Linked DNA regions of Homo sapiens: region 2 is linked to region 1. A link is a contact called in ENCODE Hi-C or POLR2A ChIA-PET data. All regions are on one chromosome and are shown on one strand. Each heading gives the region's core, a stretch centred on a gene start or an enhancer-like site at or near the end of the contact. The rest is flanking DNA. Distances are from core to core; before and after follow the strand shown.

The links. Hi-C counts contacts between places; a loop is a spot of excess contacts on that map. ChIA-PET counts read pairs that join two places held with the same protein, here RNA polymerase II (POLR2A). Pooled maps may share reads with other maps.
Region 2: a map with no recorded cell type shows a loop between it and region 1 (10-fold over the local background). The contact joins the enhancer-like site here to the promoter of BDH1 in region 1. A Hi-C loop is called at or near these places in 2 of 37 single-sample maps with no recorded cell type and 5 of 50 pooled maps. POLR2A ChIA-PET finds 5 or more read pairs at or near these places in 1 of 52 experiments (WTC11).

The regions. Positions count from the first base shown.
Region 1 is chr3:197,554,139-197,559,209 of GRCh38, forward strand. BDH1 (3-hydroxybutyrate dehydrogenase 1) reads right to left here and starts at 1,830. Exons shown (of 8, transcript NM_203314.3): 1 at 1,643-1,830; 2 at 424-575.
Region 2 is chr3:197,845,476-197,849,973 of GRCh38, forward strand. It overlaps LRCH3 (leucine rich repeats and calponin homology domain containing 3), which reads left to right. Exons shown (of 21, transcript NM_001365715.1): 11 at 1,934-1,985; 12 at 2,397-2,546. The region is part of intron 1 of LOC105374310 (a long non-coding RNA gene); the gene reads right to left. Among named protein-coding and RNA genes, the nearest start is that of LRCH3, 56 kb to the left of the region's middle. RefSeq lists an enhancer at 2,728-2,787. Within about 2 kb of position 2,821, at least 10 of the 41 ENCODE cell types and tissues checked have a DNase peak (open chromatin) inside an H3K27ac peak, as active enhancers do.

The DNA.
Region 1 (5,071 bases), core at 580-3,079:
TGCATCTGACCAAGTCCTAGCTGGTTCAGATAACTCTCCCGAGCAGCCTTTTCTAATCCCCTAATTCAAAAATCTTTCGCCCAATCTCCTCCCTTCTGTGCCTCTGTAACTGCACCTACCTAGCCAGGGTCGTATTCGAGGGATTTCTGTTTATAAACATTCACAAGCCCCCATCCTACCACCAATCCCCACCCGGACTGTGAGCACCCTACAGACAAGACCCAAATGTTGAATCACTCTCTTCTTGCTCCTCCGAATATTTATTGTGTGACGCCTGACAGGAAGTAGAGGCTCTGTAAATGTGTATTGAGTGAATATGAAAGCTTCACAAATTTCAAGGGTCAGCTTCCTTGGCGGCCAGGGATATATACGCCCTATGCAGAGCCCGGCTCCAACGCCTCTTGTAGAAAGAAGGACACTGACCAGGACATTTGCAGCGTCACAAAAGATCCTGTCAGCGCGAGGCCTGCAGGCGGCCCTCCATAGTGAAATATGTGCTTCTGCAACCCCTCAAAGTAGGAACTGCAGGGTGACTCTGCATCAGCTGACTACAGGCAGATTTCCAGGCTGACTGGCTGGAAAAGAAAAAAAAAAAACGCGGAGTTCGACGCCGCGCGCAGCACCAAACACTTCCCCAGAAGGGCGCAGCCTGGAGGCGGCCGCGCGCAGGACGCACGCCCAAGGCGCCTGGGCCGCTAGGGACCGACCGGAGCGCTCAAACCCACAGGGTATCTATCAGGCGCGCGTCAGCACGTAAGCAGAGCGCGAGAACGCCCGAGACGGCGGCGCAGCCAATCCCAGAGCAGCGCTCCCCAACGGCCGGCCGGAGGGCGGGGAGAGAGGGGGGCTCGGCCAGAGCCACGCTTCCCATTGGTTGAGACAGCACCGCCCAGCCAAAGCCCCCTTGTCCTCGCGCGGGTGCGCCGCCTGGACTCCCACCCTGGCCAGTCCCGGGCCCACCACCACTCTGGCATCCCCAGCCTGTCCCCGCGGCTCCTCCTCCTTCCCCGGCCCTGTGGCCTGCCTGCTGTCCAGCATTCTTCCCCAGGGCGCTGTGGCGCGGAGGGAGGACTCCCCAAACCCCGGGAACAGAGCCTTGCGGAGGACCCCGGAGGAGGAGGAGGAGGAGGGACGCGGACGGGACTGGGAGATTCGGTCGGGAAGGGGACAGGGCCTAGAGCCCGGGGCTAGAAGGCAGGACACCTGGCTTCGGTCTGGGCTCGGCCTTTGACTACGACGTGACCTTGAGGACGGTTCCTTCCCTTCGTGGGGCCTGGGTCCCCTTCAGTAAGATGCGCCGGCAGGAAACGATGAGTCGTTTCACCTGGGAGCTGCAGGGCCGCGTGTTTAACCCAGGGCCTCCTCCTGCCTGGCACATTATTCCGAATAATAAATGCCAGATCATGCTGCTGGAGACGCCGGCAGAAAAGCCGAGAGGGAGACTCCCTGGGGTCTGGGCGCGATCGGCCATCCTACCCTTACCCCGCTGCGGCCGCAGGGCTCGGCCTGTAGGGCGCGAGCCCCCCTTCCCCACCCGTATCCCGGCTTCGGAGCTAAAGGAACACGTGAGGCCGAACCAAACCGAGTAGAGGGCGCCAGGGAATCCCGCCCGAGCTGCAGAGACGCGGACCCCTCCTCTTACCCAAAACCAAATGGGCAGGGGGCTCCGCTGCAGAGGGCTCGCCGAGGCTCTCGCCTTCACCCGGCGCCGCGCAGGTGCCCGCTCTCCTGCGGGGAGAGCCGAGGGGGGGCGCTGCCGCAGGGTCTTTCTGGAAGCCCCTCCACCAGCACTCCTGCGGCCTGCGGCCTCCGCCACCCGGACGCTTCTACACGCGAAGCGCGCGCTGGGGCTACGCTGGGCGGGGCTCACGGCGGCGTGGCTGTCGGGGGGCCGCCGAGCCGCCTCCTCCGCGCTGGGTGCCCGGCTGGCGCTCCTCCCGCCCAAGGTGCCCTGATCGCTAGGCTCCCGGTGCGGCCGTCTCGCCCCTAAGCCGGGCGCCAGATCCCCCGCCGCCTTCTCGCTCCCCGACCGCTGGGCGGGGGCGAGGGCCAGGGAGATGGAGCCAGGTGCGGAAAGGGTTGCAGCCTCGCGGGCTGAGGCCGGAGGGTGAAGGCGCCGCTCCTTGAAGTGAGGAAAACTCCGGTGAGGAAGAGGCTCTTTCCAGGTCCTGTGCGTGTTGCTGTCTTTAGAGCTCATTAGGGTTGGTTGGTTTTTAAATTTCTTTTGATCAGATGAATTTATTTAAAGGCCGGGGGCGGTGGCTCACGCCTGTAATTCCAGCACTTTGGGAGGCTGAGGCAGGTGGATCACTTGGGGTCAGGAGTTCGAGACCAGCCTGGCCAACATGGTGAAAACCAGTCTCTACTAAAAATACAAAAGTTAGCAGGGCGCGGTGGCGCACGCCTGTAATCCCAGCTACTCGGGAGGCTGAGGCAGGAGAATCGCTTGAACCCAGGAGGCGGAGGTTCCAGTGAGCCGAGATTGCACCATTGCACTCTAGCCTGGGCGACAGAGTGCTCCGTCTCACAAAAACAAAAAAATTAAAGATTTGCTTCTCAGGGTCTTTAAAAATAAATTAAGAATAGCAGTTTCCCAGAGTTTTAATAATAGAACAACGGAGGGCCATCGGCCACAGATAAGGGTTTCCTCCCAACCCCACCCCACTGCGCTATCGCCCTGCGCCAGCACACCTCAGTTTCCAGGATGAGAAACAGGCTGAGGAGAGAAGACACCAGGACACATTAGTGGCGAAGCTACGCGAAAGGAAAATAAACCTTGGGGCCCCCAAATCACTAGGCTAAAGGGGAAAGTCAAGCTGGGAACGGCTTAGGGCCAACCTGCCCCCATTCTACTCAAAATCACCCCCTGCTCACTGAGATAAATGCATATCTGATTCCCCCTTTGGAGAGGCTCATCAGAAACTCGAAAGAATGCGACCATTTGTCTCTCATCTACCTATAACCTGGGGGCTCCCTCCTTGCTTCGAGTTGTCCCACCTTTCCAGACTGAGCCAATGTTCATCTTACATATGTTGATTGATGTCTCATGTCTCCCTAAAATGTATAAAACCGAGCTGTGTCCCAACCACCTTAGGCACATGTCAGGACTTCCTGAGGCCATTTCACTTGCGTGCATTCTTAACTTTGGGAAAATAAACTTCCTAAATTGATCTGGCTCAGATTTTGGGGGTTCACAACTATGTTTAGGTAAAGTACAGAGAAGGAATGAATAGAATGAAGAGAATGAATGAAACTTGCAAATACAGGAAGATGAAAACAGGAGGAGGGAAGTACTGGCATGATGAAGATTTAAAGAAAACTGTAGACCGGGTGCGGTGGCTCACGCCTATAATCCCAGCACTGTAGGAGGCTGAGGCGGGTGGATCACTTTAGGCCAGGAGTTTGAGACCAGCCTGGCCAATGTGGTGAAACCCTGCCCTTCGTAGTGGATGCTTGTAATCCCAGCTAGGTGGGAGGCTGAGGCAGAAGAATTGCTTAAGCCTGGGAGGCAGAGGTTGCAGTGAGCTGAGATGGTGCCACTGCATTCCAGCCTGGGCAACAGTGGGAGACTGTCTCAAAAAACAAACAAACAAATAAAACTGTTGGCTCTGTCTGTCCATTCTGTGAGCTTCTGGAGAGCTAAGGCTATCTCCTTTATCCCCAGCTCCTGGCACATACAGCCTTGAAGACTGGGAGAATCAGGAAGGGAGGATGCACTTAGTTTTCTGTTCCCGTTTCACAGATAGACTCAAGCCTGGATTTGCTCCAGTGACGGTGTTTCAGAACATTAGGCATATAGTACCACAGGGTTAAAAATAAATCACTATACTAAAATTACGCCTTGAGGATTATGCTTTGCTAGAAAAGTAGTTAAAGGAAGAATTCTTCTTTACCCCAAGGGAAAAAACATAGATCCTGACTCTGAGAATTAAACTGAATTGTAGTCCTATTTGCATAAGACAGAAAAGGACATTTGACCTTTCTGAGGTTGTATTACACATCTGGCCTTACATCTTCCCAGCCCAGCTTTGCTGTGACAACCAGGTATGAACAGGTGTAACCTGAGAGCACCTTGCCTCAGCTGCACCTGGTATTCTGCGTCTCTGGCACTGCAACCTGGGACCCTTGCAGGAATCCGCTGTCCACTCTGACACATGAGTAAACCTGGAAGTGCAAAGGAACACCTCAAAGGACAAACTTTGACCAAAGGGCAGGCAGGAACTGCAGGAAAAATACTCTGCTCTTCCAGTCTTCCAGTGGGCAATTCTGAGATATGTTCTATGCAGCTCCTAAAATGATAGCATTCTGTTTGCCCATAGTAGTGACCGACTTGATCAACTCACGAATACACCCTTGGATGCCATTCTCTTTCCCTCCTTCCCTATTTGACTCTTCCCAGCCCTCCCCTCCAATTCCTTGGGATTTTGTTATGTAGCTTTAAATGATTCCGAACACTTTCACTTTTCTGTGAGAGTGATATTGTTTTACTGTGATTAGAACATGCAGGGAACTCTCCCTAGCCAAGGGAATGTCATGTCACACCTTATCAGACCCCGCATGGGAGCTACTGACCTCAACCACTGGACTCCAAACACATAGAAACCCAGGATTTTGACAGACGCTTGGAGAGCTTAGGATGTGGCGAGGCCACTCTCTGGAAGCCTTGAAGCTGTTTTTGAAGCCTTGTCTCACAACACTGGCACCGCTCTCTAGCAGCAAGAGACCTCACGTATCTTCATGGATCTCCATTGTATTAGTCAAGCTGTCCCTCCCGAGAACCTCTCCTAGAAAGTAGTGCCTCAAACTCTGATTGGACTTTGCATCCACAAAAGCCTGCTTTCCATCCTAAGTGGGCAATTGAACTTTTTTTTTTTTTTTTTTGAGATGGAATCTCACTCTTGTTACCCAGGCTGGAGTGCAATGGTGCGATCTCGGCTCACTGCAACCTCCGCCTCCAGGGTTCAAGCGATTCTCCTGCCTTAGCCTCCCAAGTAGCTGGGACAGGTGCCCGCCACCACGCCCAGCTAATTTTTGTATTTTTAGTAGAGATGGGGTTTCACCATGTTGGCCA
Region 2 (4,498 bases), core at 1,571-4,070, 290 kb after region 1:
GTTATCTGCATTTTTGTTTTTTATGTCTCAGTATTCCATGCTTTTTCGGGGGAGGGTGCTACTGTCATTCATTCAAGCAATATTTCTTAAGCACTAGAAAGTGCTTAAGAAAGTAGAAAGAAAGTGTGTATTAAAAAATTGAAAAGCGGCTGGGCATGGTGGCTCACACCTGTAATCCCAGCACTTTGGGAGGCTGAGGTGAGTGGATCACCTGAGGTCAGGAGTTCAAGACCAGCCTGGCCAGCATGGTGAAACCCCGTCTCTACTAAAAATACAAAAATTAGCCGAGTGTGGTGGCGCATGCCTGTAATCCCAGCTACTCAGGAGGCTGACGCAGAAGAATCTCTTGAACCTGGGAGGTGGAGGTTGTGGTGAGCGAGATCGTGCCACTGCACTCCAGCCTGGGTGACAGGGCAAGACTCTGTCTCAAAACAAAACAAAACAAAAATTGAAAAGCATTTTTAAAGTTTAGTGTTCAGGTTAGGGCACATAAACACACTTGAGTTGGTTTATTTGGTCCTTTCTATGTTTTGTTTCAGTTCATCTACAGATGGCCGCTAAAAGCTATGGGAAATTTTAACAGTGAAATTAGTAATCTAGGGAGAAAGTTGCAGTTAATTCCTGTTACTCTAAATGTGTAATCAGGGCGTGGCGTGGTGGCCCACACCCGTAATCCCAGCACTCGGAGGCCTCGGTGGGTGGATCACTTGAAAGCTCAGGAGTTTGAGAGCGACCTGGGTTAACCTAGCAAAACCCGGTCTCTACAAAAACTGCAGAAATAAGCCTGGGTTGGTTGACACACACCTGTAGGCCAGCTGTTCGAAAGGCTGAGGCGATATTATCGCTTGAGGCCAGGAGGTCGAATCTGCAGTGAGCCATGATCACGGCATTGCACTCCACCTTGGGCCACAAAAAAAAAAAAAAACAAAAAAAAAACGGCTGGGCGCAGTGGCTCACACGCCTGTAATCCAATTACTTTAGGAGGCTGAGGTGGGAGGATGGCTTGAGGGGCAGGAGTTTGAGACCAGCCTGGGCAACATAATAAGACCCTCATTGCCACAGAAAAATTAAAAAAAAAAAAACAAAAAAAACAAAGACAGCTGGGCGTGATGGCTGGAGCCCAGGAGGTCAAGACTGCAGTGAGCCATGATGATGGGTTTTTTTTGGTTGCCCTAATTAGCACACTGATTTCAGTGCCTGTAGATCAGCCTGATAGGCTAATCATCATAGTTTTGGAGGCCACGTCCTAAACGTCAGACAGTAACTAATCTTGCCAGTTTTAGTTTCAGACACAAAGATGAGTTACAGAGACTTGAGCAATGAAATCTGTTTCAGGAAAAGGATAAATAGTAAACTATAAGAATTAACACTGATAGCAGTGAGAAGGAAGTACTACTTTTTTTTTGTTTTTTTAAGCATTAAAAAGGGCTTTGTATTTTTCTTAAAAATAAAAAAACCAGAATCTTTATTTCTGTGTTAAAATTGCTTCATCGATTGAAAATAAGAGCAGGTGTGCTTTATAAGTACAGTTACGAGGTTCTGTAGTTGATAAAAATGACTGTATGTAAAAGGATCTCAGTTTACATGTATCGTGTTTTAATCATGGTGGTAACGAAGATAATAGTTATTTGTGTTATAAAGAAATGATGCTGTTTGCAAGGTGATCTCAATTAACTGTATTGTTGGTATTGGCTGACATAGACAGTTGATACCACATGAAACGTGAGTTGGAGGCATCAGATTTTCCTCTGGTTTCACTTAATGACTTGGACTTAGGTTTACAAAATGCAGCTACTCCTTCAATGCTAACTAGGCAGTTTGCTACTGATTAATAGAAAGCTACATTTACAATAAAAATTTCATTTGTTTTTTATGTATCTGTTTGTCTTTTTATCAAAGAGTTTTTTTCTTTCTTTTTTCTTTTTTGGGTCAGGGTTCCAGCTGAGCCATCTTCCCTCCTGTCACTATCAGCAAGTCACAATCAGGTAATGTTTAGTAGTTGTGTTTATTTTTGCTTTTTAAACTAAGATGATTTTTTTTCTTTTATAATACTTAAATTGCCATTAATTGCCAGGTATATTTAAGCATTACTAGCTGTCTCAATCGATTAATATAACATATGTACGTGATACTTGCTAACAGTGTTTTTAGACACTAGATAGAAAATCTTTACCTTCATGATGGCTTTATAGTATTAGTTTGGTGCACCAACCTAATACATATAAGAACCGTGCAAAGACGGGAAAAGATTAGCCAATAAACACATTTCAAGCAATGCTAGGTGACTTCAAAGCAAAAGTTGCATGGGTCAACAGTAGTTCCCTAAATTGATAGGGAATATTGGTAACGTGATCCTCATTTTTACTTTTGTATGCACAATAACGCTTTGGTTCCAGCTGTCACACACAGACCTGGAACTTCATCAGAGAAGGGAGCAGTTAGTAGAGCGCACTCGGAGAGAGGCTCAGCTTGCTGCCCTGCAGTATGAGGAGGAGAAAATAAGGACCAAGCAGATCCAGAGAGATGCTGTCCTGGACTTTGTCAAAGTGAGTCGTTTGAATGATGCTGTTCAAGCTGCTGACTGGCTAAGTGCTTATTTGTTTGGTCAGGCCCGTTGGTTTTTATTGTCCATTAAAATGTCGACCATTTTTCTCTCTGTAAGGAATCTTGACTAAATAGAGTGTCTCTTTTACTTGTGTCTATCTGCATGAGGACAGAACAAGTGATTATCTTGTTAACGGTAAATCTGTCATTGGACATGTCACTTTACTATCCAGCTGCCATTTCCTCAATTTCTAGTGTCATAGTAAAGATCAGTAAGATGAAAGTGAAAGTGCTGTGTGAACCATAAAAGGCCCGTGCAGATGCAAACTGTTACTCAGACCTCTCTCCAGCTTCCTCGCTTTTGTAAATAACAAAAGTTTGCTAGCCTCACAGGCTTAATCCTTTGCAGGAACTTTGATTTGTTCCTTTCTGCTCTCCACACACATCCAATTAACAACGCCATTAATATTTCTTAACGTTTTGCAGCCTCTATAGTAGTGCCTGAAATGTTGTCATTTTATTTTACCTGTATTGCTTATCTTTTTGTTCTGAAATCGTCATTTTTTCTTCATAATTAATTATTTGTAATTTTGTTTACTTAATATCTGTCTCTCATTTATCTGTAAACTCCATGAAGGTAAGAACCATGTCTGTTTTACTTACTGCTGTGTCCCTAGACCTTAGCAGGTCTTAGCTCATAGTAATGGTCAATAAGTATTTGTTGAATGATTAAATGAATTTTTCTTGTCCACTAAAGACTTTCCTGTATTTCATACTTTAACTAGAGACCATCTCCTTTAAGTACGATGCGTATGTCTGTTTTACTGTTTTACCTGATAAACTCTTTTTTTCTGAATGTACCAGACCCTTGGCAATGACGTTTAACTCTCTTTCTCACCTGATTCCTCTTCATCCAACAAGTTCCCTTGTCTCTTGTTTTCTATAAAAATGCAGGCAAATCTGGCCGGGTGTGGTGGCTCACGCCTGTAGTCCCGGCACTTTGAGAGGCCAAGGTGGGTGGATCACCTGAGGTCAGGAGTTTGAGACCAGCCTGGCCAACATGGCAAAACCCTGTCTCAAGTAAAAATAAAAAAATTAGCTGGGCGTGGTGGTGCATGCCTGTAATCCCAGCTAACCAGGAGGCTGAAGTGGAGGAATTGTCTGAGCCTAGGAAACGGAGGTTGCAGTGAGCTGAGATCGTACCACTGCACTTCATGCAGCCTGGTTGACAGAGTGAGACTCCACCTCAAAAAAAAAAAAAAAAAAAAAAAAAGTAGGCAAATCTTTTGACCAATAGCAAAAATACTAAAATTAATATTCCTACAAGCAGAAGTTCACAAAGGTACCTCCCTCCCTCAAAACCTTGTCTGCCCTGAGATGTTTCTTCTTTTTGTGCCTTTTCAACCCTCATAAGAATTGTTAATGTACTAATGGCCATGTTCTCTTGTCCTCCTTTATCTCTGTCATTGTATTTTCACACAAGTCATCTAATACTATACATACTATATCTCCTAATTTGTCTAACCATTTCTCTTTCCCTTAAGTCCCTGCTTGATTTGTTACTACATACAAACTTTTTTATATAGTTCTCTTGAAACTAACGGAAATACTTTATTGGTTTATTCTTAATAGGTCATTTGGAGGTGTTCAGGTTTCACAGATGAGGAAGCTGTAGGTCTAGGAAGATTAAGCAATGTGGTCATTTATAGTACATTTGTTTTCTTAATCAGGAGGCAAACCTAGACTTCTGAAAGCCTAACTTGGTTCGTCCATTTGACTTGATAGACCTTTATGGAATGCTGGTTGTACAAGGAATATAAAGATGCATAAAATACAAGCCCTGCCCACCAGGCACAGCTTAGACCTTATCAGGGAAATAAACACAAATAAAACAGAAAATAAGGCAGCTTATAATGAAAGTGCTAGTTTTATATTCAAGACAGTAGAAGACTTA